Linked DNA regions of Mus musculus: region 1 is linked to region 2. The links are chromatin loops, found by intact Hi-C in ENCODE. Cell type or tissue: gastrocnemius. All regions are shown on one strand. Links, peaks and the distances in the headings refer to the core of each region. The heading gives the core; the rest is flanking DNA. Region 1 has its middle 19 kb from the start of Gm40572. Region 2 overlaps Evl (Ena-vasodilator stimulated phosphoprotein).

What was found. A loop is a pair of places that touch in the nucleus more often than their neighbours do. Peaks named below come from ENCODE experiments on the same cell type or tissue, not always from the same donor. Only the 100,000 strongest peaks of a DNase experiment are listed, where the experiment ranks them.
Region 1: it touches region 2 in a loop (9-fold over the local background); 1 of 42 quality-filtered maps calls a loop at or near these places.

What each region holds. Positions count from the first base shown.
Region 1 is chr12:108,722,704-108,737,373 of GRCm38, forward strand. No RefSeq gene overlaps it. Among named protein-coding and RNA genes, the nearest start is that of Gm40572, 19 kb to the left of the region's middle. In gastrocnemius, for the core only: no CTCF peak of the experiment used is centred there; no DNase peak of the experiment used is centred there.
Region 2 is chr12:108,668,112-108,682,781 of GRCm38, forward strand. Evl (Ena-vasodilator stimulated phosphoprotein) reads left to right here. Exons shown (of 13, transcript NM_007965.3): 4 at 5,178-5,241; 5 at 6,296-6,354; 6 at 7,286-7,515; 7 at 7,991-8,112; 8 at 11,718-11,778; 9 at 13,380-13,443. It overlaps Gm40571 (a long non-coding RNA gene), which reads right to left. Exons shown (of 2, transcript XR_003950261.1): 1 at 13,460-14,670; 2 at 9,989-11,046. Among named protein-coding and RNA genes, the nearest start is that of Gm40571, 7.7 kb to the right of the region's middle. In gastrocnemius, for the core only: no CTCF peak of the experiment used is centred there; DNase peaks (open chromatin) are centred at 6,577 and 8,062; H3K27ac peaks cover 2,073 bases.

The DNA.
Region 1 (14,670 bases), core at 5,155-7,654, 54 kb after region 2:
CTGAGCTAACTCTCCATCCCCATGGTCAATTATTATTTAACATCTAATGGCTAATTTTTTATAAATCTTCAATGCACAGATTTAAACTATTTTAATTCTTTCTAATTAAGGCTTTCTTTACGATATACCAAAATTCACCTCCGATGACACACGTGTAGCCATATGAAATTTTATCGTTGGGAAAGTTTTTATCATAATAGTTTTGTAAATGATTTAGAAGGTAAAGTGTTGGTTTCCCTGGGGAGAAGGTCATGTTAGTGGCCCCATCTCTAGGGATGGTTTCTTACCCATTATTCTCGCTTAAGACCTTGGCCTCAGCTACCAGGAACATGTAAATAAGAAAAGGAATAAGAGAAAACAAAACAGATAGATTGCCATGAGAACTACGGCTCAATATTTTTCCTCCGGCGAAGAGTTCCACAACTGGGTCCATGAGGCCTCCCCCTTTTGAGGTCAATCGCCTCAGTCTGTGGAACTTGTCACACAGATCCTACTGGAGGTGGTGTGGCAGTCTTCATCCTCGTTGGCTCCTACAGTCTTTCTGCAGAGTTCCCTGAGTCCTTAGCAGGAGAGATCTGATGGACACATCCCATTTAGGACTGCGAGTTCCAAGGTTTCTCAGTCTCTGCACATTGTGCAGCTGTGGGTCTCTGTGTTTGTTCCCATCAACTATAAGAAGAAACTTCTCTAATGATGGCTGAGCGAGACGCTGATCTATAAGTACAGAATGTTGTTAGGAGTTATTTTAGTGCTATGTTCCCTTGGCAGAACAGTGGTATTTGGTTATTTTAGTGCTATGTTCCCTTGACAGAACAGTGGTATTTGGTTTTCCCATAGATCCATGGCCTCATCTCAGGTTCTTAGCCACTCAAGCAGTGACAAGTGAAGGTTTTATCTCATGGAGTGGTCCTTAAATCTAATCAGATAGTGATTGGTTACCCCCCATGGACCTTAAGTCTATTCAGATAGTAGAGGTTGGTTACCCCGAGAATGTTTGTGTCACTATTGCACCTGTGTATTAAGTTGCCAGCTCCTTGCCAGGAGAGAGGAGAGAGGTACCAGTCCCGCTGGGGTCTCTCTGGGGCTGAGCAGGATTGCAAGTGTAGATGGCCCAAAAGAAACACACAGTGCCGGGAATCTTGTTGAAACAGGAAATCAACTTTATGGCATCAGCCTCTCACTTATATAAGTTTGGAACATAGGGAGGGGGATTTTTGGTGGGGTAAGATGACATAGGAGGCAGGAAAAGGTGACAGAGGGTATGGAGTGACTGACAGGGCCAATGGCAAAGCTGTACATCAGCAATGGCGGGGCAGAGGCAGGTCTTGCTGAGTCACCTCGATATGGAAGTGACTGAGATAGGTCTCAAAACTCGAGCCAGGCTCAGGTTTGTCTTCAAGGCCCAAACCAGGGCCAAAATGGGGCCCAATGTTATGTAGGCAGGTCACAGTTGTAAACTGAAGGGTTTAGAGCTGAGTTAGTGTCTACCTTTCTCCTCAGAAAGTGTGCAAAGAATCCTCCAGTACCATGAGCACAAGTCCGTAGGGGCGAAGACTTCTTTGTGTTCAATGAGTTATGTAGGTGTTGTCTTGAGGAATAGAGCTTTACCATCAATTTGTGTGGAGAGCAACCAAGACCTTGACAATAGCCTAGGTTGTTTAGGAGTTTCTATGGGGCCCCTTTAGCCAACAACTCAGATGTGACCCATCCCTGGCATTGCAGGTTTCATTTGGTGGTGATGAAGAGGTCAGCTCAGGACCTTTGGAAAATTCCACCAGGCTCCCCTCTCCTCCAGAGGGAGAGGGAAAGGCTGATTACATTCCTCAGAAAGACCACAGGGGGGACTGACCATTGGCTAACCACAGATAAGGGAAGCCCTTGCTACCTCATCCCCTAAGGACCAATCAGTTTAAAAGTCACACTGTTCTGACAATCACATTGTGCCTAGTTGCTGATGCTCTATTCAACCCCTGGAAACTATAAAAACTCACCAAATGGGCCACCTGGGATTGCTGCTTCTCCTTCGAGTGCAGGACAGCCCCGGTGCTTTTGAATAATAAATTCCTCTTGCTTTTGCATCAGTCCTTTGCTCCGCATGGTTCACTCAGAGGATCCCTGTAGCTCAGGATCATTAGAGTCTTACATTTGGTTCATTGGCTGGGAATTCGACCCTCTGTGGGGACACCCGGGAATCAGAGGTTTTGTCTGCATTGCTGTTTGTCAAAGACTGAGTGTGAGCCCGTCTGAACTTTTGGTTTGCTTGCAAGCATCTGGGGGCTCAGAAAGCCCATGGTCTTAGGGGGGTCAAGAGTGGTAGACAGACATGCCTTAATGTCATGACCTCAGGAAGCCTGGAGGATGCACCAGGTTGCCTGGAGGGAGTTGGGAGAACTGCCCTCTATTAGATCTGGTCCTGGCATAAGCCGGCCGAGTCACATGATTACTGGCTTCTGCCCGTGGCAGGGGCAAACTGTCTGTCTTGGACTTGGACGCCTACCTATGGCAGAGGTGGGCTGTCTGTATGTTGATTTTCTTTCTCTGTATTTGTTGGTGTTGGTTATCTCGCTCAGTGTTCTTGGACTTGGACTGATGACATTATTGGACAGACTGAATCTACCCCATTAAACATCCTAGTTAACCACTGGAGGAGAAAACTTGTCAGTGGTAGTAAAGAAGAGCAAGTTGGTTACTCTCTGTTCCTCCAAATGGCCACCCATAGTGACCTTCAACTTGCAGGTGATCAAAGCAGTAGAGGAAAGAGTCTTTAGGCCAGGATCCCTCAGGCACTCAGACCAAGTGCCCTATATAGTTACCTGGAAGACTCTAGTGGAGGACCTCCCCACCCCCACCCCACCCATGGATAAAAACCTTTCTTTCCCCAAGACCCACCTCACAGGTTCTGGCCGTCAGGAGGAAGAGAGGGAGGAGGGATCCAGGCCTGAGAAGAAGTCGATCCTCCAAGACCTTTCAACAGTGGACCTGTTGCTCCAAGACCCTCCTCCTCCTCCATATCCCCCTACCCTTGCCCCGATGGGCCCACCAGCACCAGCACTGGCTCTGGGATCCTCAGCCTATATAGGACCAGGGTCATTGTACCTCCCTTTACTAGAGGGAGGAGCAGGAGGAGACCCCCAACTTCCCTGTCCTACCATGAGACCCAAAGTCTGAGAGCCACCTCCCCTGATACCACAATGGCTCTCCCACTGAGGTCACATGGGGCTCTAGAAAAGGGCAATGAGGCTATGCAATATTGGCCCCTCTCTTTGACCGACTTGTACAACTGGAGGCCCAACACCCTGCCTCCTTCCAGATTAATCTCTTTGAGACTGTTTTATTTATTCATCAGCCCACCTAGGATGACATCCAACAACTCAGGAGAGTGCTCCTCATGACCAAAGAGTGAGAGAGGATAATACAGGAAGCCAGAAAGGATGCCCCCTCAGACATGGGGGCACTATCGATTGACTAGGCTGTTGTCAACAGCAGACTTTCCCTGAGTAGTCCTGATTGGGACTTTAATATAGCAGAAGATAAGGAGCACCTGAAGGTCTACTGCCAGACTCCATTGGCAGGTCTCAAGGGGGGGCCGCACAACGACCCACAAATTTGACCAAGTTATGTGAGATTAAGCAAGGACCAGATGAGTTGTCCGCAGACTTTCTAGAGCGGCTCATGGAATCATTTCACCAATATACACCTTATAACCCCAGCAGCGAGGAGCACAAAACTACTGTGACTATGGCTTTTATAGACCAGGCTAGTAGAGGTATGAGGAAAAAGCTTCAAGGGCTGGAGGGACTGCAGGATGGGTCATTGAGGGATTTAGTGCAGGTTGCTAAGAAAGTCTACCATAATGAGGAGACAGAGGAGCAGAAGGAACAGAGAAAGAAAGAAAGAAAAGCGACAGGGAAGGAATCTACAGAGAGTCCTGGCTACAGTAGTTAGGGAAAGCAGAGAAGAGAGACAGAAAACCCCTTGAAAAGGACCAGTGTACATATTGCAAGGAGAGAAGCCACTGGGCCTGAAAGTGCCCTAACAAATGGAAACTGGGGACAGGGAAATCCCAGGCCTTGAGGAAAGCACCCCTAAATAGCAAAGGTGTTAGCTCTGGGGGTGGGGGGAAAACAGTGACTAGGGAAGACAGGGCTCAGATCCCCTCCCGGAACCCAGGGTAACTCTGAGAGTGGGAGGGAAATCCATTCAATTCTTGGTGGACACAGGGGCTCAACACTTGGTCCTCCTCCAAGCCGATGCCCCCATTTGCAAGAAAAGAATCTTGGGTCCGAGGAGCTGCTGGCACCAAAATGTATTCATGGACTACCCAAAGAACAGTGGACCTAGGGATGGACCGGGAATCCCATTCAGTTATGGTCATCCCAGACTGTCCCTCCCCTCTGTTGGGGCGAGACATACTCTCCAATAGGGGCCCAGATAAACTTCCTGCACGATATACCACAACTAACTGGCCCAAAAGGAGAGCCCTGCCAAGAGCCAAGGCTACCTGGTTTACAGATGGGAGCAGTTTTCTCCATGTAAGTCAGAGACATATGGGTGCTGCTGTAGTGGATGGCACAAATGTCATCTGGATGGAACCTCTCCGCCCCTCACCCCCTGCATGTTGGTGCAAAAAGTGGAGCTAATTGCCCTCACCACAGCCTTGGAACTTGGGGCTGGCAAGAAAATTAACATCTACATGGATAGCAGGTATGCCTTTGCCACAGCCCATGTCCACAGGGCTATATACCAAGAGAGAGGGCTGCTTACATCAGAGGGGAAAGAAAGAAAAAACAAACAGGAAATCTTGGATCTCTTGGATGCCCTAATGAAGCTGGCAACTGCGAGTATTATTCATTGCTGAGGACATCAGAAGGGAGGAGACTCAGTGGCTCAAGGCAATAACCCAGCAGATCAAGTGGCTCAAGAAGTGGCTATGCAGGAACCTATCCCAGCTATGGGCCTGCAAGAGACACCCGCTGGGAAATGGGACTGGACTAAGGGATGGCCTCACTTAAAATATACAGAAGAAGAAAGGACTCAGATTGCTAGCCACCCTACCAACCTAGAGAAGGAAGGGCAGTGGCACACACAAGAAGGACAAACTATATTCCCCAGAAAGCAAGCAAAAGACTTACTAGGCCAAATGCACAGATGGACTTATTTAGGAGATAAAAAGCTTGTCCAAGCAGTTAAGGGACCGAAAGTATATATAATAGATCTCAGGTTTTAGTCCAGAGAGATAGTAGAACAGTGTAAGGTATGACAGCAAGTAAATGCCTATTCAGCCAAGAATAAACAGGGCAAAAGACCTAGGGGAGAACGACCTAGAGTATATTAGTAGGTTTATTTTACAGAAGTTAAGTCAGGAAAATATGATTACAAATACCTTCTAGTGTTTGTAGATAACTTCTTTGGATGGATTGAGGCTTTCCCCACCAAGCAGGAAACAGCTACCGTGGTAGCTAAGAAGATATTAGAGGAAATTTTCCTGAGGTTCAGAGTGCCCAAGATAATTAGATTGGACAACTGTTCTGTTTTTGTCTATAAGGTAAGTCAGGGATTGGCAGAGATATTGGGGACTAATTGGAAGCTCCATTGTGCGTACCATTCTCAGAGCTCAGGGCAGGTAGAGAGAATGAACAGAATCCCAAAGAGCCCTTAACTAAATTGACCTTGGAGACTGGCACAGACTGGGTGGTGCTCCATTCCTTGGCCCTGTTTCAATCCTGAAACACTCCCTACCATTTTAACCTGACCCCCTTTGAGATCCTGTATGGGATCCCCTTGACTGTGGCTCTCCATCCCCCCAGAGTGACTTTTCAGGCTGACAAGGATCTTATTGCTCAATTGCAAGCTTTCCAGATCAGCCACCAGGAAATGGGGCCTAAACTTAGTGCCCTGTATAACGCAGGTACCCAGGCACCCAGGAACTCTACCAGGCCAGTGGCATGGGTTCCTTCTACTCTGTCTGGGTTGGTGTCCAGAGCAGACCTTGGGCACAAACTCCACAGCCAGTCCCACAACACCTAGAGGCAGTTCCAATCCCAGGAACTCCAACACGCCCAGGATCAGAGGATCCCAGGATCCCAGGAGCTTGGTCACACCACAATATCACGGTCTCAAAGGCAGCTTGACTCCCAGGGGCTCGAACACACCCAGGATCTCAGGATCACAAGATCACAGGATCACAGAGACAGCTTGACTCAGAGAAGTTCTGACACAACCAGAATCACAAAAAGGACAGGCTCCAGTCAGACATATCCAGGGCAGGTAGCACTAAAGATAATCAGATGTTGGGAGGCAAGCATAAGAACATAAGCAACAGAAACCAAGGTTACTTGGCATCATCAGAACCCAGTTCTCCCACCATAGCAAGTACTGGAAACCCCAACACACCAGAAAAGCAAGATTCAGATCTAAAATCACTTCTCATAATGATGATAGAGGACATTAAGAAGGACATAAATAGCTCACTTAAGGAAATACAGGAGAACACAGGTAAACAGCAAAAGCCCTTAAAGAGAAAACAAAAATTCCTTTAAAAGTTACAGGAAAACACATCCAAACAGGTGAAGGAAAGGAACAAAAACATCCAGAATCTAAAAATGGAACCAGAAACAATAAAGAAATAACAAAGGGAGACAACCCTGGAGTTAAAAAAGGACCAACAGAATACAAGAAATAGAAGAGAGAATCTCAGGTGCAGAAGATACCATAGAAAACATTGACACAACAGTCAAAAAAAAAAAAAAAAAACGCAAAAAGCAAAAAGCTCCTGACCCAAAAAATCCAGGAAATCCAGGACACAATGAGAAGACCAAACCTAAGGATAATAGGTATAGAAGAGAGTGAAGATTCCCAACTTAAAGGGCCGGTAAATACCTTCAACAAAATTATAGAAGAAAACGTCCCTAACCTAAAGAAAGAGATGCCCATGAGCATACAAGAAGCCTACAGAACTTCAAATAGACTGAACCAGAAAAGAAATTCCTCCCATCACATAATAATCAAAACACCAAATGCACTAAACAAAGAAAGAATTTTAAAAGCAGTAAGGGAAAAAGGTCAAGTAACATATAAAGGCAGACCTATCAGAATTACATCAGAGACTATGAAAGCTAGAAGATCCTGGGCAGATGTCATACAGATCCTAAGAGAACACAAATACCAGCCCAGGCTACTATACCCAGCAAAACTCTCAATTACCATAGATGGAGAAAACAAGATATTCCATGACAAAACCAAATTTACACAATATCTTTCCACAAATCCAGCCCTACAAAGAATAATAGATGGAAAACACCAACACAAGGAGTGAAATTACACCCTAGAAAAAGCAAGAAAGTAATCTTTCAACAAACCCACACAAACATAATTCCACCTCTAACAAGAAAATTAACAGGAAGTAACAATCACTTTTTTTTTTTTTTTTTTTTTTTTTTTTGGTTTTCAAGACAGGGTTTCTCTGTAGCCCTGGCTGTCCTGGAACTCACTCTGTAGGACCAAGTTGGCCTTGAACTCAGAAATCCACCTGCCTCTGCCTTCCAAGTGCTGGGATTAAAGGCGTGTGCCACCACCACCCGGCACAATCACTTTTCCTTAATATTTCTTAATATGAAAATTAATATTACCACATTCCTAATCAAATGAAATTCAAAAATAAGAGAAATTAGAAATTTGTCGGCTGTCATCTTGTGGTCTCTCTAATTTGGTAATGGGAGAAATAGGTCTAATATTGTACAATCCATATATACTTTCTGCTTGTTTGTACATGGTAGGGTCTTGCTGTGTGCCACATAAAGGTCTTGAAATCATGCTTCTCCTATCTCAGCCTCTCTATTAGTAGGATTGTTTATTTGATGTTATTACACTACATTATGATTTTCAGAACAGCTTACATATTTCAAAATTATTTATACAGCCAAAATAAATGTAGACAATTAATTTGGGGGGTAGCTTGTAAGAGAACAGCAAAGAGTGAGAATGAGGCTTTGCTTGATATTTATAATTATTGTATCAATTTTGAAGAAGAGGACTTTATGAGTTACTCTTGTTCTGAGATGAATACATCTCAAAACCATCACAGCCAATGGTTACCCTCACCTAACGTCTGGGCCAACCTCCAAGCAGAACCGTTGTTCATTGAGACAGTTGATGAGTGACTTCATGGATAGACCATTTTAATACACACACCATTTCTTAAATGAATGTAACCTGTTCCCTGTGAGCTGAAAATCACTCAAATCACAATCACTCAAGTCAAATAGCTTTGACCATAGCAGGAAATCTGTATCCAAAAATTGTGCTTACAATTCATTCCTTGATGCAGCAGAACTGTCAACTCTTAGCTTATCTGCTATGGAGGTAAAAATCCTTTGGTGATGTGAGGGACATTACAATGAACTCCAGTGCCCAAAAACTGTTCTTTTTTGTGTTTGTACCATAGTAAGCCAAGATTTTAAGTTCTACTAAAAACAAAACAAAACAAAACAAACAAACAAACAAACAAACAAAAATATTTTATCTATTTATGTTCATTAAAAAAAACTAATAATAATATATTATTTTAAGATATATGGTTAATATATTTGGAGTTATTTAAAATTTATATTGAGAAAAACATGTATTTCCTGTTTTCTGTAGACAAACATCTACATAAAACTGTTCAATTGATTGTTGTTTTATATCAAACAACTTTATAATAGTCATTTTTATTGTTACAATATTTTATAAATTTTAAAGAATATGATAAAAAAAGAAAGGTATTGCAGGTTTTGAAGGGAGGAGGGCTCTCCGGGAGGAGTTAGGGTACAAAAGGGAAAGAAGAATGTGATGTAAGTCTATTTACTCAAAATATGTTTTTAAATGTTAACAAATTCAGGTAAACTGAAATTATGTATCTTTTTTCATCATAATGCAATAAAACTTAAAGGAATAAAAAAAGAAACATTTACATTTGAGTTAATGCAAAGCTCAGAGCTGCCTCAGCGAGGTTTGCATGGACCCTGCCTAGGGAGGTTTTTGGGGCCTTGCCTCGCCTCCCAGTAATTCTTTTTAAGCCAAAACAGTATTATTACAGATATATCCAGGTGTTGTTCAAAATAAGGTTTAAACTTAAGATTTATGAAAGGTCAATGGGGCTGTGGAACCTGTAGAGGCATTGCAATCTGACCTGCCTGCTCCATATGGATATATTGTGGATTTGAAGGTTGTTTTTTTCTTTGCATCCTGATAATTGTAAAGGATTTGCTTCTAGTGAGCTTGTGATCATTGGAAAGTTTTGCCTCTAGGAATGGATAATTGCCTTACATTATGTAAGAAAAAAAAATTGTCTCTGCCTCAAAACAAGAAGTTAGGACTTAGAATCTTTCAGTGTATATTGTTTATTATGTGGAGCATATTTTATTACCTAATCCCTCTGAAGGGGAATTTTACTACTTTTGCTCTTATACAACAAACTTTAAAGTTTTGGGGAGTAGTTGTTGTTCCAAAAAAGATTCAGAGGCAATATCTTTCTCAATATTTGGGGCCTCAGTTGTATCCTAGAAAAATTGTGGTACAGAAAATTCAAGAAAAAAAGGATGATTTATCTCATTCAAGTTATTTCCAAAAGCTTCTAGGAGATGTTAATTGGCTAAGACCTCACCTTAAGCTCACCACAGGAGGACTTAAACCTTTGTTGGATGTTATCAAGGGGGATGTGAATTAACTGGTGAGAGACGAATAGCTTTACAGAAGACAGAAGAAGCTGCTGTAATCAATAGTTAGCTGCTTATTTTAGTCATTGTTACTCAATGTGCCCACAGGAGTTCTTTGGCAAAGGGACCATTAATGCGGATTCATTTTTCTTCGTCTCCAAGTAGACAAAGACAGGTTGTTAAAATTTGCTTCTGTGCATGCTTTCGTATTTCCTGTAACTTTACTCATGCATCCCATAAAGGGATATATATATATATATATAGCTCAGGGCTTACAATTGCTTGAAATTGTTCCTTTTTTAGATACTGCTAATTCTCAAAGTTTGCAATTGTTAATGCATATATACAACTCAAGTTAAGAGACAGTACTGTTCCTTTAAAGCACTGTCCTTGGACATTTAATAACTCATCCTGGACTGCCTGGACAAGACCCCCCTAAGGCAATGCCACAGCAGACTTGTAACCCAGGCAGAGTATAGGCCTTACACAGGAACAGTTGGCCATATAATCTCATTCTTTACATCATCAAAATAGTAATAGCTTGAGATAATAATTTGGTATTTTTAGAGAGTATGCATGCCAACTTGTAAAGACTTGTTCTCAGTGTCCTCAGTATCTACCTGTTCCACATAATGTTGTTAATTCTTGAGGACTTATACTTAATCAATTATTGCCAATGGATACTCATATTTCTCATTTTAGAAAAATAAAATATGTACATGTGACTATTGACACCTTTTCAGGCTTTCTAGTTGCAGCTGCTTTTACAGAAGAAGCAACTAAAAATGTAATTAGTCATTACCTGCATTGTTTTTCTGTGCTTGGTGCTCCAAATCAGATTAAAACAGATAATGGAACTGGCTATTAAGGCCAAGCATTTGAGATAGTTTGTCAACAATTTAATGTTACCCCTATTACTGGGATTCCTTATAATTCTCAAGGACAAGGTATTGGGGAACTTTAAAAACAATATTTTCTTTAAAAACAAAAAAGGGCGGAATTATACCCCCAAGGTCACCAAAAGCACATCTTGCTCTTGTCTTAATCGTTTAAATTTTTTGCAAACCGATGCTAAAGGTCCGTCTGCAGCTAATTGCCATGGCATCCAGTCACTCCCAGCTCATATGCCGTGGTTAAATGGCGGGATCCCCTAACTAAAATGTGGAATAGTCCAGATCCTGTTTTAATTTGGGGGCAAGTTTCTGTCTGTATCTTTTTTCACAAAAAGAAGACAGAGCCAGGCCAGGTGTGGTGGCGCATACCTTTAATCCCAGCACTAGGGAGACAGAGGCAGGCAGATTTCTGAGTTCGAGGCCAGCCTGGTTTACAGAGTGAGTTCCAGGACAGCCAGGGCTACACAGAGAAACCCTGTCTCAAAAAACAAAAAAAAAAAAAAAAAAAAACAAAAACAAAAAAGAAGAAGAAGAAGAAGAAGAAGAAGAAGAAGACGACAGAGCCCAACAGCTGCCTGAAAGATTGGTTCATCAAGTGGACACAGATTCTGAGTCTTCTAGTAAGTATGTTTCCAATTACGAAGACAGCTAAAAATCTTTATGAGCCAGAGTTAATTTGGAGTATAGCCTCCACTATTACCTGAGATCCTGGCAAAGTGGGGGATGGGTTCCCCCCTTTAAATTCAGACTTAAGAATTAAACATTGGGCCGTGATCGGAGAACTTTGCCTTGGTCTCATTCTTTTTCTCGTCTGTCCCATTCATCCCCAGCTCTCCTTCCAGGTAAACCTGGTTCTCCATGGCTGCTGGGTAGCTACATCCAGGCAGCTAGAAAAAGGGTCTTAAAGCCCACACCCACAGCGACACACCTACTCCAAGGCTACACCTCCAAAGAGTGCCACTCTCTGGGCCAAACACTTTCAAACCACTACAGGTGGCCATTTTAACTATATTAATTCTGCCAATCCATGAGCATGGGAGATCTTTTTACCTTCTGATATCTTCAATTTCTTTCTTCAGTGTCTTAAGGTTTTTTTTTTTTTTTCATACAAACAAATGCCTTAGGCCTTGCTGTAAACCTCCTTTATTATGTTGAGGTGTGCACTTAATCATGCAAAACCCTTCTTCTCCTGCTTGCGGTTCTCCTCCTACTCCCAAGCCCAGGAAACCTAAACTCCACTGCCTTCCTCTGCCCAGCTACTAGCTGTCCGCATCTTTATTCACCAATCAGAAATAGCTTGGGAGCAAGATTGCATTGGGTCACCTTGGGTCTACTTACAATTTCTGTTGTCTCTGGGGCAACCAGGTTTTGAGGAACCAGTATTAGCATTAGAATACAAGCAGTATCAGGCCAGACCACTACAGAAGTGTATTTCTTTTATCCCCAATCTCTCCAGGACTTTTATCATTAAAGGGTGTTGGATTTTCAAAGACCTTTACTGTATCTAATGAGATGATCATGTGCTGTTTGTCTTTCACTTTATATAATTTATATAGTTAGTTACATTTTCCATTTCCATTTGTTGGACTATCCTTGTATCTCTGGTATGATACCTACTTGATCATGGTGGATAATCTTTGATATGCTCCTGGATTCAGTTACAAATATTTAACAATTTTTTCGCATCTAACTTTGTAAGGAAAGTTGGCATGAATTATCTTTCTTTGTTGAGTCTTCATGGGGTTTAGGCATCTGGATAATGGTGGACTCATAAAAGAATTAGGCAATGTTCCTTCTGTTTCTATTTTGGGGAATAATTTGAAGAGTATTGGTATTAGCTCTCCTTTGAAAGTCTGGTAGAATTCTGCATGAAAACCTAGCCCTGTGCTTTTCTGGGTTATCAGACTTTTAATGACTGCTTATATTTCACTAGTGGTTTTAAGTCTGCTAATCTGATCTTTATTTAATGTGGTAGGTGGTATATATATCAAGAAATTTATCTGTTTATTTTAGATTTTCTAATTTGATAGATTTTAAAAGTATGTCCTATGATTATCTGGATTTCCAGTGACTGTTATTATACACTAATTTTAATCTGTAATTTTTATTAATTTAGATCTTCTCTCTCCATCTTCTAGTAAAGTATGTCCTATGATTATCTGGATTTCCAGTGACTGTTATTATACACTAATTTTAATCTGTAATTTTTATTAATTTAGATCTTCTCTCTCCATCTTCTAGTTATTTTGATGAAGAGTTTATTAATCTTATTGATTTTTCTCAAAGAACCAACCCTTCTTTTCATTGATTCTTTGTATTGTTTTTGTTATTTCTATTTTATTGATTTCAGCCCTGCATGCGTGTTTGAATATTTATTGTCATCAACCCCTTTTGAGTGTTACTTGTTCTTTTTATTCTTGAGTTTTCAAGAGTTCCTTTAAGGCCTGGAGAGATGGCTCAGTGGTTAAGAGTCCTGACTGCTCTTCTAGAGGTCCTGAGATCAATTCCCAGCAACCACATGGTGGCTTACAACCATCTGTAACAAGGATCCAATGTTCTTTTCTGGTGTGTCTGAAGACAGCAACAGTATACTCACATACATGAAATAAATAAATAAATCTAATTTTAAAAATTAACACTGTTATTTTTCTTTAAAAAAAAAGAGTGCCTTTAAATTACTTGCATCTTAGAACCACCTTCATTGTGTCCCATGAGTCTGGGAATGTTATGTTATCATTTGCATTCAATTCTAGAAAAGTTTTTAATTTCTGTCTCAATTTCCATCTTGATCCATTCTTCATTCTGTAGTGAATTGTTCACCTTTCATCAGTTTGTATACATTGTTTTTGCTGTTGTTACTGATATCTGGTTTTAGTCTGTGGTAGTCTGTGGATGTAGGATGCTCTTTGAACTTTCTTGTATCTGTTGAAGCTTGCTTTGTGTTCAAGTTTGGGCGAACATCCTATGAGCTGCTGAGAAGAAGGTATGTGTTTGAGTGAAATGTTCTGTAATTATCAGCTAGATCCATTTCATTGGTAATGTCACTTAACTTCAGCATTTCTCTGTCTCATAAAGATAGTTTTTAAACTGCAGTTATAAGCTGGAGAGATGGCTCAGTGGTTAAGATCATTGGCTGTTCTTCCAGGGGACCCAGGTTTAATTCCCATTATCCACACAGAAGCTCACACCTGTCTGTAACTTCAGTCCCAGGGGATTAGAGGAGGTTTTTTGTTTTTTTTTTTAAACATCAGCATATGTTGGAAGAGGAATAAACAAAAGCATTCAGAAACCCCAAGTTCATCACTGGGACACTCAGCTTTAGGTTTAAATAAAGGAAAAACTGGGTAGCATCGTGGAGGAAATGAGAGTAATTAAGCAGTCCTACAGATGATACGCACAAAATACATCTTGTAGACAGATGGTGATGGTGTGTGCCTTTAATCCCAACTCTCAGGAGGCAGAGGCAGGAGGATCTCTGTGAGTTTGAGGCCAGCCTGTTCTACAGAGCAAGTTCCAGGACAGCCGGAGCTATACAGATAACCCCATTATCAAAATAAATAAATAAATCTTGAGAAATTTATATGTGTTGAGGTCGGCTACAACCAAAAGATTCTTTACAGCTTTGCTAGGTCTTTAGAGTCAAAAAAAGTTCATATACTCTTTTTTGTTTGTTTGTTGTTTGTTTTGTTTTGGTTTTTTGAGACAAGGTTTCTCTGTATAGCTCTGGCTGTCCTGGAACTCACTTTGTAGACCAGGCTGGCCTCGAACTCAGAAATCTGCCTGCCTCTGCCTCCTGAGTGCTGGGATTAAAGGTGTGAACCACCACGCCCGGCCATATACTCTTTTTAAAAGACATTTACAGGCATCACAAAACCAAGGCTCAGTGGAGTTTTCAGAAGCCGAACTCATAATAGAGTCACTCTCCCCATCGACTCCATAACAACCTTCATGAACTGTAATGCCACAATTATCACACTGAATTATTTCATCTGCATCTTCACTATTATCTCCAAGACAAACACAGCAAATCAGAATGTGGTCCATTTTCTGAGAACTCCAATTTTGACTCTTCTCAAGAATCA
Region 2 (14,670 bases), core at 5,600-8,099:
AAGCAGTCTCCCTGTCTGTAAGAGAGACTCTCCATGCCACAGGGCTGTCGCAGTCCATGCTCTCGGGCCAGACACGATCTGCTTGTCTAGTTGCTGAGTTGTAACTGCTCAGCCCAGTGCCAGGGCTCAGGGGTGAGGAAATGTTGCTGGAGGACCAGAGGTAGCAGGTCAGCAGGCAAAGATGTGATCTGAGCGTAACAGCCAGTGGCCATTAGCCATCATGGGCCTAAATTGCTGTGCCAGAGACTAGTCAGATCTCTGTGAGTTACAGACCAGCTAAATAGCAAGCTCCAGGCCATAGAGTAACACAGTGAGACCCTGTCTCAAAAAACAAAAATGTGGAAGGTGGGGACACTCAAGCATTTGTCCTTTCGTGAGCTTGACACAGGAGTTGTCTTTGCTTTGTAAGTATGGATGTGGAGGCATTTGTGTACCAGGACTGAGGATAGTACGAGTATACTAGAAGGCTCGTGGGCTGGGGGACATTGTCCTGGGAGCTGGCCCCAGTCCTCCTACCCATTCCTATGTGGCTTGGGCCTGGTAACTCTCTGTCTATGTAAGTAAGACTCCCTTCCTACACAGACACTTGTTTATGTAGCAGCAGGAAGAGCGCCATACAGGCGGAAGGGCCTAGTCTCTAGCCAAAAGGGAAAGAGGAAAAACAGGCAGCTAGAAAGATGGTAGCAAGGGAAGCAGAGAGCAACTCAAGAGGCCTTGGGCAGCTGCCCAGCTCAGAGCAGGCAGCTGTCGTTTGCTGGCCAGAAATTACATCAGGCCTCACTGAGCGGGTACGGGTCCTTTGTCTCTGGCACTCCTGGGATCTCAGGTTCCATCTTTTCAGAAGCCCAAGAGATACCTTTCCTAACAAGGAGAGCTGGAAACTTAGCCTGGGCTCTGTCCCAGAGGAGTTGAGGCTGCTGTCCAGAGTGTCATTTGGTGGGGAGGGAGGGAGCAGAGCCTTCATTAGGAGCAGGTGTCAGCCTTGCCTCCTCTGACACCCGGCCGGCCGGGGACTGGAGGGACTTGTAACCACTTTGTTACCTGTCTCAAAGGTGGTACCTGCTACTCATGCATAATTTGGAAATTCAAAATAAGGAGAAATCCCCATGATCCTAAGATACCCACTATTAATAATTTGGTATGTTTTCTTGTTTGTCCTTTTGAATTGTAGATATTTGGAGGCTGGAGTAGCTCGGTTGCTCAATGGCAGAGCACTTGTCCCAGACTTAATCCCCAGAACCAAAGGCAGGGTGGGAGGGTTGGAGATAAATGGTCCTTATTTCTATCTTTCACATGTATAAGAAACTGAGGTACAAAGAAGGAAGGAAGCCTTAATTACTTAGAGGCAAACCCAGCAAAGACCCAGGAGGCTAGCAGTTCAAGACCAGCCTGAGCTATATAGTGAGACCTTGTCTCAAAATGTAAAAATTAAATACAGGGGATAAAATCACCCTGGAGAGTACACGAGTACAGCCAGGAATGGGAAGGGGCTGAAAGGTGAGGTGGAGGACTAGTGGGAGGACTGGAAGAGCAGAGCTTGGTCTCCTACACAACACCCCTTCTAATTCCATCAGACTTCAAGGCACAGCTCTGAGCAGACAGTTTTCATCCATGAAGAGAAGGCCTTCCTGCGTAGGATCCAGGACATGGGACTAAAGGCAGGCACCACCAGCAAGCTTACTGAGGCTTGAAGAAGCTGTGAAGGATGGAGGAGGTTGCTCTTACCTGCCTGTCACCTCCAGTGGATCCCTGTGTGCTTCTGCCCTGCCTAGTGCTGAGCTCACTCTCAGAGATTCAGTCTCCTGACTCCCACCATGTTCCAGCTATACTCTGCTCTGTCCTCTCCAGCCAGAGCATCTCTCCTTCTGTCATTCTGCTTCCTGTGGTCCCATGGGTGGAGATGCCCTTCTCACTCTCCTCTTGTTTATTTTCTGACATGATCCCCACCATGTGACCTTCAAGGATAAAGGACATCCTCTGATTTGCCAGGTCTTTGGGAAGTGTGAGTGAGTAGTTGTACTTGAGGCTAGAAAGCAGACCTTCCCAACATCAAGCAGCCAGTCCTTCCTAAGAACCGTCATAGCTTGAAGCAGAGAAGCTCGGATTCCAGTTCCGCCTGAGGCCCAGCCTCTATGCTAGCAGCTCTCTGTGTTCCGAGAGGAAGGGTGTCAGGAGGTAGTTCTCCTAGCTCTTCTCTTCTGCCTCTTGCCTGGCTTGCTGCTGGGAGTAAGGCCCACTATGGGGGCTGGACCTACAGGGGTCAGGCATGCCCTGCAGGGGTTGCAGGTGTACACACCACTCCTGGCTTTACGTGACGCTAAAGATCGGGTCTTCAAGCTTGTGCAGCAAGCACATCACCCACTGAACTATACCCCTACACAGCCACCCTTGATTCCAGCTCCAAGGGATCCAATGCCCTCTCTGGCCTTCATGGTGCCCATTCTCATGTAACAGATACAGATACATACACATAAATAAACATAAAATGAATCCTTTTTTTAAAATACCCTTAAGGCAGGCATGGTGGTGCAGGCCTTCGGTCCCAGCACTTTGGGAGGCAGAGGCAAGTGGATATCTATGAGTTCAAGACCAACCTAGTCTACAGAATGAATTCCAGGGCATCCAGAGCTGTTGAACAGAGAATCCCTGTCTTGAAAAACCAACCAACCAAACTAACTAAAATAAAATAAATATCCTTAAATACTGAGTTGTAGAAGGTATTGGGGGGCGGGATCAGGGACCCTCCTTCTCTTCACCCCTATCCTGCAGGGTCACAGCTCAGCCCAGGAGGCAAGAGGTGACACCGTGAGTCCACCATCTTGGCCTGTGGTTACAGCCATAAGGGAAGTTATCTGCAGTAGCTCAGCACAGGATGGATGACCATAGCTTTCTTGTTGACATCTACTCCCACTTGAGAAATGCTGCCTAGCTGGAGAGGCCCCTGTTAAGTGAGCTCTTCTCCAGGGCTTCTCAGGAGACCAGCAACCATTATAGAAGAAGAAACCTCCTCCCAGCCCTTCTGTCAGAATCTGCCATGGCACATGTGGTTGGAAAATGGATTAGGAAAGATGGCCTCACATGTACAAGAGCATCTTTTCCTGCTCAGGATAGAGCACCAGGCTTGGAAGGGACTGTGGCTCCTGATGGCCTTCCCCAGCTTTCTGTAGTAGCAGGTTAGCTGAGGGTGTAGGGAGTCTAGGTCAGCATGAAGACTGAGAAGACCAAGTAAATGACAGCAGCACACTGTGAGCATATCTGCTCTCAGAGCGTCTTAACAGGAAAAGAAACAACCATAGTAACCAAGCCAGGCCAGAAGCTGAGCAGACCTTGCATCATCAGCCAGTGTGGACCAGGCATTCCGGGTCTTAGTCATAAGGTGGGACAAAGCCTCAGACAAGGAGCAACACAAGGTTGCCAGAATAGGAACTTGGCCTCCAGAAGGAGGAAAGCAGTCTAGACCCAGGGTGAGTTCAGTTGTTCAAGCTTGAACCTAAAGCCTATGTAGTAGTGACCTGTGTGCTGCTGTAAGACAGCACCATAAGCAAAAGCAGCTCACTCACTTTGGCTCCCATAGAGCTTGTCATGGTGGGAAGGGGTGGAGGCAGGAGCAGAGCACCCCCATAACACACTTCCTGCAGCAAGGTCACGCCTCCTAAACCTCCCCCAACACCACCTCTAACTGGTGACCAGGTGTTCACGTAGCCAGAGCTGTGGAGGACATTTCTCATTTAAACCTCCACAGCCTTGGCCAGGCTAAGAGCAGAGTCCCAGAATGTTGGGCTGAGGCATTGTGAAACCTGCCTTCACCAGAATGAGCAAGGCAGAGGTCAAGCAACTCCTTTCTGCTATGCAGACACAAGTCTGCACCTGAATGCTCCGTCCAGGGATGGGGCAGCTTGGGGCACTATAGGTGGCACGTGAGTCCACCATCTCACTCTTCAAGCCAGTCTGACTGACACCATGCTGAAACTGGACTTGAGAATGAGACAGGTGCTGTGGCAGGGGCTTTGTCTTGCTCTGCTTCTTGCACCTTTGAGCAAGTTACCTAACTTCCTGGGCCTGGCTTCCTTGGTGGTCCCAAGTCCTTCCTCATGGGCACTCTCCTAGCTGTGTGAGAATTACAGTTGAAATCTAGGTTGAGTAAAAGTTGTCTGGGAATTGCTCTGATCAGGCTCCCATAGGAAATAACATTTTTTTTTTTTTTTTTTTTTTTTTTTGGTTTTTCGAGACAGGGTTTCTCTGTATAGCCCTGGCTGTCCTGGAACTCACTCTGTAGACCAGGCTGGCCTCGAACTCAGAAATCCGCCTGCCTCTGCCTCCCAAGTGCTGGGATTAAAGGCGTGCGCCACCACGCCCGGCTAGGAAATAACATTTTCTGTACAGAAGAAGAGGAAGACCACTAAGACCCTGGGCTTCTGGGAAGTGAGTGGCTAAAGAGACTACCTGCTGTCTGAGGTGTAGATTCACGCTCACTTCACCCAAAAGTGGAAACAAAGCTGTTTGCACAAGCCACTGGTTACACTTACAAAGGGACGATGCGCACTGGCCCTCGGGAATGATCAGCTCTTTCTTGGGTTGGAGCTGCAGCCTGGATTTCTCTTTAAATATGGGTCCCAGCACTAGCCCTCCTGAGAACAGGAGGTTCAGCAGTGGGACTCTATCCTTTCAGGTCCAAAGTGGGTATGGCCTAGGAGCTTTCATGGTGGCCCAGAACAAAGGGAGCCGTGCAGGGTTGCACTGCCTCTTCCCACAGCCCCAGACTCCCAGTGTGAGTAACAGGTCCAAGGAGGGTCCACCCCACACACGTGTAGTTCCTAGGTTCCATCTGGCCTTGATCGTCACCAGCTGAAGGTATTAGTCCTTCACTCATGATTCTTAACATACCAGGGTTGGGGTTGAGGAGACAGTGGCAAGTGGGCAGACACAGCAGGTGCTGTTTAAACAAAAGCAGAGTGGTGTGAGCAGAACTTAGTTTCCACTGTGCTTCAGAGGGAGAGCCACAGGAAACAGAGAGAGATAAAGGTGTGCAGGTGCTTCACGGGTGTGAGAGCCCACTGTTAGAGGCAGGCAGGATCTCTCCTCTGGGCTCTGGAGGGTGGAGAGGGTGCCATTACAGTTCTGTGTTGGGGCCCTTCTTCCCTCCTCTGACCTTTCCACTCTGCATCTCTTCCCTACAGGCCCCTCCACACAGCGTCAGGTGCAGAATGGCCCCTCTCCTGAGGAGATGGACATCCAGAGAAGGTAACCCCACGTCCCACAGATGTCTGACTGAAAGCTCCCCAGTAGAGCTGAGGCCACTAACAACAGGGGCAACAGAGGATGCCTGCACATGCCACTGCAGACTAAGGGGACAGGTCCATCGCCCACAGACTCATACTTCCCTAAACTCCTTCTGAAGCTTGCCTAGTAACCCTGTGGTTCCAGGGAGCCCTCTAAAGGACTAAAATGAGGCATAGCTTCCATTTCTCCTGCCACCACAGTGGCTCCAAACAGCCAGACAAGCCCATTGGCCCACTCACGCCACTGAGTGAATTCAGTTGGCCAGAGGGTCACACAGGTTTCTCTGAGGTATTTACTACTCAGTGTGTCCAGCTCATCAGTCCTCTTCCATCTGTCTCTGTCTCTGTTGGAGGCAGCCCAGGGCTACAGGAAGGTTAGCTCAGCCAGTGACGTGCTTGCAGGGCGCTGAGTAGAGCTCCAGCACTCTTTTGTTTTGTTTTGTTTTGTTTTCCTTAAAAAGTTAGATGTGGCATCAGCCACTTGAATACCAGAGTTTAGGAGGCAAAGGCAAACAGACAAACCCTGGTGTTCATTGGCCAGCCAGCCTTGCCTACTTGCTAAGTTCTAGATCAATTAGAGACCCTTTCTGAAAAGAAAAGGAAAGGAAAGGAAAGGAAAGGAAAGGAAAGGAAAGGAAAGGAAAGGAAAGGAAAGGAAAGGAAAGGAAAGAAAGCCGGGCATGGTGGCGCACGCCTTTAATCCCAGTACTTAGGAGGCAGAGGCAGGCGGATTTCTGAGTTCGAGGCCAGCCTGGTCTACAGAGTGAGTTCCAGGACAGCCAGGGCTACACAGAGAAACCCTGTCTCGAAAAACCAAAAAAAAAAAAAAAAAAAAAAAAAAAGAAAAGAAAAGAGAAGAAAGTGGGTGGTGCCTATGACAGCACTCAGGGTAATCCTTTTTCCTCCACACAAACAAAGCCCAGTGTTATGGGTATGAGAAGTACCACAGCAGCAGCTTTTAAATGTGGGAGCGTGGGCACAGAGAGCTCAAGGTGTCTGCTGTGATTGCTTTCCAGACAAGTAATGGAGCAGCAGCACCGCCAGGAGTCTCTGGAGAGGAGAATCTCGGCCACAGGTAGGGGAGACTCCCTCCTCCAGCCCTGTCCGAGGCCCTGACCCCCCAGTGCATCCTCATGGCAAACCACCTTACCTGCTTTTCCAACACCCTGTCCTCTCAGCTGCTGCAGCACCTCCCTCCCCTCCGCTGCCCAGGCCTCTGAACATGGCTTGAGCAAGTCTAGTTCTACCAGCATGTCTCCCTCCCATACGTCCCATCCTCTTGGCTCAGCACTACTTCCTTCACTGTCCTGACATCACCTCTCCTGTGTGTTCCCAGCTCTGTAGGGCAGTCATCCAAGAGCTTCAGCTCCGACAGGCTTCCTGTGCATACTTCTAGTAGAGCGAGCCTTGCAGCACAAGTCTGTGTTCTCCTCTGTGATTTGTTGGCTGACCTTACTAGACCAAAAGCACCCTGAGGGTCTACTCCCCTCAGTGTATGGCACAGTGTCTGATTCACTGGAGGTGCCTGACTAGGTGCATAGTGGAGGCCAGCCCTCGGTGGTTCCTTGACCCAAATTCCTGGTCATCTCTGGACCCACAGTTCCTTACCTCTTAGAGACCCTAGGATCCAAGTACAAGTCCCACTTACATCTTGAGACCAACTTCAGTCAGTACCTAAGATGCAGCCAAGTACTTATAATGGAAACCGGCACTGCCAGGAACTCCTCACACACACTGGAGAGGCAGGAGCAGAGCAAGAGGAGCTCTGCTGTGCTCAAGGGTGTTAAGTGACTATATGCCAGTGTAGCCAGCACCCAATGCTGGGAGATTGGAATAGGAAGGGATTGTAATGGGGCTGGGTTCTGTAGGGCCTTCCTGAGACAAACTCTTCTGCACCTCATCTCTGATGAGCAAGCTGCCCTCCAATCTTTTGAAGGACCCAGAATAAAAACAGTAGCTGGACACCCCTAGGTGTTGGAGACTGACTCCTCCCCTTTGCTTTTCAGGGCCCATTCTCCCCCCTGGGCATCCCTCATCGGCAGCCAGCACCACTCTCTCCTGTAGTGGACCTCCACCCCCGCCTCCACCCCCAGTTCCACCTCCACCCACAGGGTCTACTCCCCCACCCCCACCCCCACTGCCAGCTGGAGGAGCCCAGGGGACCAACCATGATGAGAGCTCTGCATCAGGACTGGCTGCTGCTCTGGCGGGAGCCAAGCTAAGGAGGGTGCAGCGGGTAAGAGTTCCTGTCAGGGTAGGCAGGCCAGCCACCCTTTACGTATCACTCTCATCTCTCACCCTGTCCTCACCTGTTCATCAGTGAGACACTGAGCAAAACTCTCTTCCCCTGGATCAGCTCCCAGCTGCCTTAGTTAATAAGTACTGAATCTGCCCTTGCTTTTCCCGTGGAATGTGCTTCCAGTTGATTCAGCTCCCCACCCCGGGTGCACATGCTCCTGGAAAGATCTGCAGATAATATAAGTCTGCTCATAAAAGAATGCTCTGATGCATATCTCTGGCTTGAAAGTTGCTTCCCTCCTCCCTGTAACTAACTGGCTTTGGCAAGGACTCATGCCTGTGGGCCTACCAAGCCTGTCCCTGAGCCTCCCTAGATTCTGGTTTTCCGTGGACTTGAGAGTGTTAAACTAGCAGCCTCACTCCTAGGATCTTTCTGGGTCAGCATCTGACACACACTTCTTCCTTACCCTCAGCCAGAAGATGCATCTGGAGGCTCCAGTCCTAGTGGGACTTCAAAGTCCGATGCCAACCGGGCAAGCAGTGGGGGAGGTGGAGGAGGCCTCATGGAAGAAATGAACAAGCTGCTGGCTAAGAGGTGAGTACAGTGCCTCCTAGAGGAAGCCACTGTCCTCAGCTGAATGTCATTGCTAAGACACATTTAGGGGGCCTAGAACAGCACCCGCTGCACTTGAGAGACAAGCAAGGGGCTGGAGAGATGGCTCAGCAGTTAAGAGCACTGACTGCTCTTCCAGAAGTCCAAGTTCAATTCCCAGCAACCACATGGTGGCTCACGACCATCTGTAATGAGATCTGATGCCCTCTAATAATGTGTCTAAAGACAGCGACAGTGTACTCACATACATGAAATAAATAAATTACAAAAAAAAAAAAATTAAAAAAAAAGAAGAAAAAGAAACTGAGAGACAAACAAATACAACACAGTCCCAGAGTTTTAGAGCACTGCCTACAGACACCCCACTGCCCCCAACACTGCTTCTGTAGGCAGCGTTAGCCTTCCCAGACCTCCTAAACAGTCTAGGCAGACATGAAGCAGCCTTCACAGAACAGTATGTTAAGGCCTGCAAGAGGAAGAGACGGGTCTCACAGAAGAGGCTCTACCTGTCCTCTGCTTAAAGAAGTGCAGTTCCATGGGCTGAGGGTGGCAGAGGTGCCAGCCGGGCAGTGTTCAAGCACAGGCTGAGAAGCCGGCACATGGAAGAGTGGAGGAGGCCAGCTGGAGAGGAGGCTGAAAGAGTGCCTCACTGCCCAGCTGGATCTCAGAGCTGAATAGGGCTTCAGATAACAGGAGAAAACATTTTAGAAAAGAAAATGTTTGTACCCTCCTTCAATCTAAGACCAGTGAGCTTAACAACTTGGCTTGGATGATGTATCCCAAAACACAGGATCTCTAAAAACAGGAAAAGGTTAGAGTTGCCAGGAGCCAAGCAGACGCCAGGTGCTGGGGGGGTCGGAGGTGGGGTCCAGGCACTAAAAAAGCAAATGTGCCTTGCACAGTCTGCAAGGAACAACCAAGCAAGTCTTTGAAATCTGCTTCATGAGATTAGCAGTCCTGCAGCTTTTTCTCCTGCTTCTCTTCTAGCAGGGCTCCACCTACAGTGGAGAAGTCACAGGTGAGCACCTCCTGAGGGCTGCTGTGCTGGCACAGGCACATACGTGCCTCTCAGGAGGCACTCACCAGTGTAGACTGCAGTGGCTTGGTCTGTATTGTCTGTGTGATGGAACACATGCCCGATCACATGTTAGGCAAATGACTACCTCTGAGTAGTCCGCACAGGCGTCCCTCTGATTTTAAGAGATGGAATGTGGCTTCTGGGCATCAGTGGGCATCATGGGGTAAAGCGACTAGGCAGACCAGTGAAGAAACCTTTGTCACCCAGGAAGAGGTGATGACAGCTGCCGTGGAATAGGCAAAGGTTAAGCTAGGCCAGAGTGGGAAGAAATAGAGAGAGAGAATTGATGAACTTACTGGTCCTAGTCTGTGGGAGGAATAATTTGTCAGAGGCCAGTTTCCACAGGTCAGGGGAAACTGAGGCAGGTGTAGAATCAGTGATTGATCATTCAGCAGACTTTTCTCTGAGGGCGGAAACTTGATTTACTGGAGCCAGTGAGAAACTCTTTGGAGCTGGCAAAAAAAGGAGGAGAAGATTCACACACACACATACACAGACACACATATACACACATACACACACACATAAACACACACTCACACAGACACACATATACACACATACACACACACATAAACACATACAGACACACATACACAGAAATACAAACACATAAACACACACACATACACAGAGATACAAACACACAGACACCACACACATACATATACACACACACACACATATATATATGTATATGTATACATATATATATAACAACTATTTTTTCTTCCACAATTTATATATCCTAACAAAATCTTTCAAATGGTACAAAATGAATCACAATGTGATTACCTTCTATTTTTCATTAAGTGATCCATTACAGTGAGTATTCATAGAAAAACATATTTACCAATACTCTCACATGAATAAACTTTTCTTAGAACAGGTTAAACAGTACAGGTTTAAAACAACAACAACAGATTATTCCCAAGAACCCACATGCATTCATAACTAAGCAACTTGTTATAGATTAACAAAATAAAAGCAAGCAAAATAATTTTCTCAGCCAGTTTCTCTTACTGGCAGGCTGCAATTTGCAGTTACAAAGAAAGAATTATTATTTATCTTTAAAAATAATGATAAAATCTTAAGAGAATCATAAATCTAAACTTTTATGTAAAAAACAGTCATTTTTATTTTAAGTCCCCAGGGTGCATCTACTCATTAACGATTTTTTTCATTAAGTAACATCAGGAAGCTAGGGCAAAGGTGAGTACAAGAAATTAGTCATCACCTTGCTCGCCAGCCCAGCCTCGGGAAGGAAGAGGTGCATCAGCTAGGACCAGTCAGGCTACCATTGTTTCTTGTTCCCTGTCCTCAAAAAAATTCCCTCACTCAACTATTAATAGTTTTACTTTCTGACCTTCAAATTGTTCCCCAAGGCCACTAACAATCTATATCTCTAAATTCCTTCTAAGGGTGGTGGTTGAATCGTTTATCTGCTCCAGTATCGATGCTTGACAAAGCTCCATTATTATTACTGTGAGTGGCAGTGACACTGCCCAGTGAGGCTGGACGCCCCTCAAAGTTTCCTGCACTCATGGACTGTGAGGCAGCCACAGCAGCTGCGCCGAGGCACGGGCACAGCCATCGTGCTTGTGCTAGCTGGCTATGGTGGACCAGTCCATGAGTTCTAAAGCTATTTTGCTGTTCCTCTTTCTTGCCCCATCCTGAGACAGCTTGTGTGAACCCTGCCACAGGCAGCCGGAGACAGGTCCTCAGCACATACAGGCTCACTTCACTCCAGGTGGGCTGCTCACCTCAGGTTATGAGAGGCCTCACAGTTGAAGATGCACTGGAGCACATTGCTGGGAAGTAGAGGCCTGTATCTACACCTGGGAGGAAGCAGATGCAGGTGACATGAGACCTGGATGCACCAATAAAGTTAGAGTCCTGTAGAAGATTCATGCGTAAGAGGAAAATGCAGGAGTTGAGTATAGAAGAGCCCTGCAGCTCTCCTGGGTGCTTTTAGCTCCTTAATGTTTTTCTAGACCGGAAAGGGCGTGGCTAGCTTAACTGAGGTCCAGGACACAAGTGTGGCAAGAGAAAATCTTACCCATTGTGACATGATGCTAGAGCTGAGGTTCTTCAGCTGCAAAAAAAAGCTTCCCACAGCTCTGACTCAAAAGAGACAGACCGGTCCAGGATTCCAGTCCATCTGCAGGCCTTAAGTAACCCTGTCCCCTGGGGGACCTAAACACTACCATGTTTCTCCCTCAGAAACGATGGCCACCACCAGCTCAGTAAGCAAAGAAACACCCCAAGTGCTTACTTCCTGCCCAGACCAGTTTTGAGTGTAGGTCATAGGTGAGTATAGAAAGTCTTAGCCACTAGCCTTAGCTCATGAAAGTAGGGTGCCTAACGAGTGGCCTGTCCACATAAGCCAGCATTCTAAGCTACACACAGTCTGTCAGGGAACCAAGTGTGAGTAGAGGCAGCTCAGAGTTCCCGTCCACGGGGGACCTTGGGAAGCTGATTTGTATTTTTTTTTCTCCCCAACATCTAGGAGAAAGGCAGCCTCCCAGACAGACAAGCCCGCTGACAGAAAGGAAGATGAGAGCCAAACGGTAGGCACCACTCTACCCAGCCGGCCCACACCGTCAGGCCTGCCTCTGGTGTAAGCACATCTCCCGGTGAGGTCACCGGAAGCTGAGTACCTGGTTTAGACACAGCTGTGAGGGAGGGACAGGGATCCCGTCAAGCTTCAGGCCCAGACAGGCTTGCATCTCCTGAGAATTCTTTTGACCAGACCCTTGGAGCCATCATTCAGCAGGGAAAGCAGAAGTAGACAGGAAAGTCCCGGCCAGCAGGAGTGCTTAGAGAATCCCAGGGAACTCAGGACCATTATGCTCCAGCATGCCAGGGCTGCATCAAAGGGACTGGAACCATCTACTGAAGCCTGAAGTCAGAGTGGTCTTATTTCAAGTTACTTATAGTTCTAAACACACCACTTGAGTATCCATCAAGCCCAGTGGGAGCTGTGCTCCCCAGCCATGGCAGGGTTCTGGAACCCTGGACTCTAGTCCCTGGCAGGCATGTGGAGATTGGTCTGTCAGCACAGAGCTCTTAGCCTCAACTTCTATTTATGGTGACCATTTTTTTTTAATGTACACGATAAGCTTTCTTATTTTAAAAAAAAAAAAAAAAAAAAAAAAAAAGAGCCGAGCGTGGTGACACATGCCTTTAAACCCAGCACTTAGGAGGCAGAGGCAGGCGGATTTCTGAGTTCGAGACCAGCCTGGTCTACAAAGTGAGTTCCAGGACAGCCAGGTCTATACAGAGAAACCCTGTCCCGAAAAACCAAAATAATAATAATAATAATTAATGGCATTCTACCGGGATTGCTGAGTAAAAGCCTCTAATACAAACAGCATGAAGGCTGCCTGCCTGGTCTTCCTTACATGCTTAGCCACTGAGGTGGGTCTGGTGCCCCTGGGCTCTAGGCCTCCCTGCCAGTCTGTTCTCCTCATTCAGTCTACACACAAGCCACTTCACTAGGCCTGGGCATGTGTAGTGCTTTGTGCTCACCAGATGGCCTCTCTCAGCCTGTACCTGCTGCATGAGCCTTACTGAGAATGGCCTGCCTCTCAGACCTCAGCTTAGGAAGGTCACCCTCACTCCCCAGCTCTCTGCTTCTGCCATGCCCTTCATACAGACAGGGCTGCCTTGCAGAACTATCTAGGGACCAAAATGGGGTTCTCACCCAACTGCCCTGTGTCTTCGATCCCTGTGGCCTTAAGCCAGATTTGCTGGCCAGTGCCACTGGATATTTACATGGGTGTGTTGGGCCTCGGATTGCAGAGTCAGCACTGGCTTTTCTTAGGTGCCGCAAGTACTCGCTAGCCTCAGCTTCAGAATCCGTCGGGCCATAGAGCCTTAAGGAGTGGCTTTCATTAGTGAGGCTCTGTTGAAACCCTCGTCGGGCCTCATTTTCTCACCTTTTAAAAAAAAAGGGGGGGCAGATCTTCTGTATAAATAAGACCTGGGCAGGGTGCTTTCCTGAGGTCCCTGCTTCACTGTCTCCAGCCTAGTGATGTAAGGATTGTGCTCTTGACTGAGAGACATAGACTGAGCCTATGCCTTGAGGACATGCGGGAAGCAAGCTGGCGCAGAGGTACCCTACCTTGTTGCTAGCAGACTAATGACAGGACCTTCTCTCTCACTTTAGGAAGACCCTAGCACCTCCCCATCCCCAGGTACCCGAGCCACCAGCCAGCCACCTAATTCCTCAGGTAAGAGGGTACCTACCCTACAAGTCTTGAGATCTTAGAGCAAGCAGTCAGCTGATATGGCCACTTCAGTCTATGGATAAGAGCATCAGATCTACTGAATTCCAGGTCCTCAGAGCTTCCACACTTCCCCAGGGAGCCCAAGCAGACAGCTAGGCAGGTGTGGCAAGGGGCCCTTGATCTGGTCCAGCTAAGGGGAAAACACCAACAATTCCATTCACAGTGGACACTCAGCGGTGCTGGGGTTTTAACCATCCAGAGCCTCCACACATTAGTCTAGCAAGCTACCACGCTACTGCTTAGCCACCCCCTGACCAAGAAGCTATTTAATGTCATACTTGGTTTCTCCTGTGTAATGCCAACTAGACTAATGCTACAGTTAGATCACCAATCCACCTTTCTCTACCAGAAGCACAACCCCTGACCCTGCCCCAGTCCCTACAGTCAGCTGTGGCCCCCGGTTTGTGATTAGGACAGTGTTATGAGACTTAGCTAAGGGACAAGACCCAGAAGCTGGCTTCAACTAGCCACACACTCATTGTCAGCTTCGAGCCAAGCCTGGGGCTCATGAATGTGGGAAGTGAAGCAGAGGAGTCAGGTCGCCCACTGAACAGATAGATGCTCTTGTCAGCTTTTGTTCACACCAGTGTGCATGTGTCCAGCCTTCCTGGACTTCCTGGAGTGCTGCTGCCTACATTAGATGGCTTGCTCATTGTCACTGTCCTCATTTCCCTACTGTGGGTTACGGGGATTTCCTATGCTTAGCAGCCTTTGACTACCCACGGCCAAGCATTCTGCTTGAGGCCACACACCTGGAGGATGGCTGTGGTCCAGATCTTGTTTCTATAGGCCCCGTGCACCACACACCTGGAGGATGGCTGTGGTCCAGATCTTGTTTCTATAGGCCCCGTGCACCTGCCAGGTGGCTTTGAGGTAACCTGCCTCAGACCTGCGGTTGCTCTGCAGACAAGGCTCAGCTTAGGGCAGGACAACCCAATGTCCCTTCGCTTGTTCTGCTCAGTTCAGTCTTTCTCCTGTGAATTGAAACATGAATTGTAATCTAGTCCAACAAAGGTTGAGTATTCACAGTCCAAAAATGCAAAATGCTCCAAATTCTAAAACTTGCAGTGAATTTCATATGAACTCTGAATCTGCAATAACCACTGGTTCCAGGCATCCGTATGAGGCGCCCTCAGCCTGTACACTAAACTTAGAAAAGGGAAAGCTACT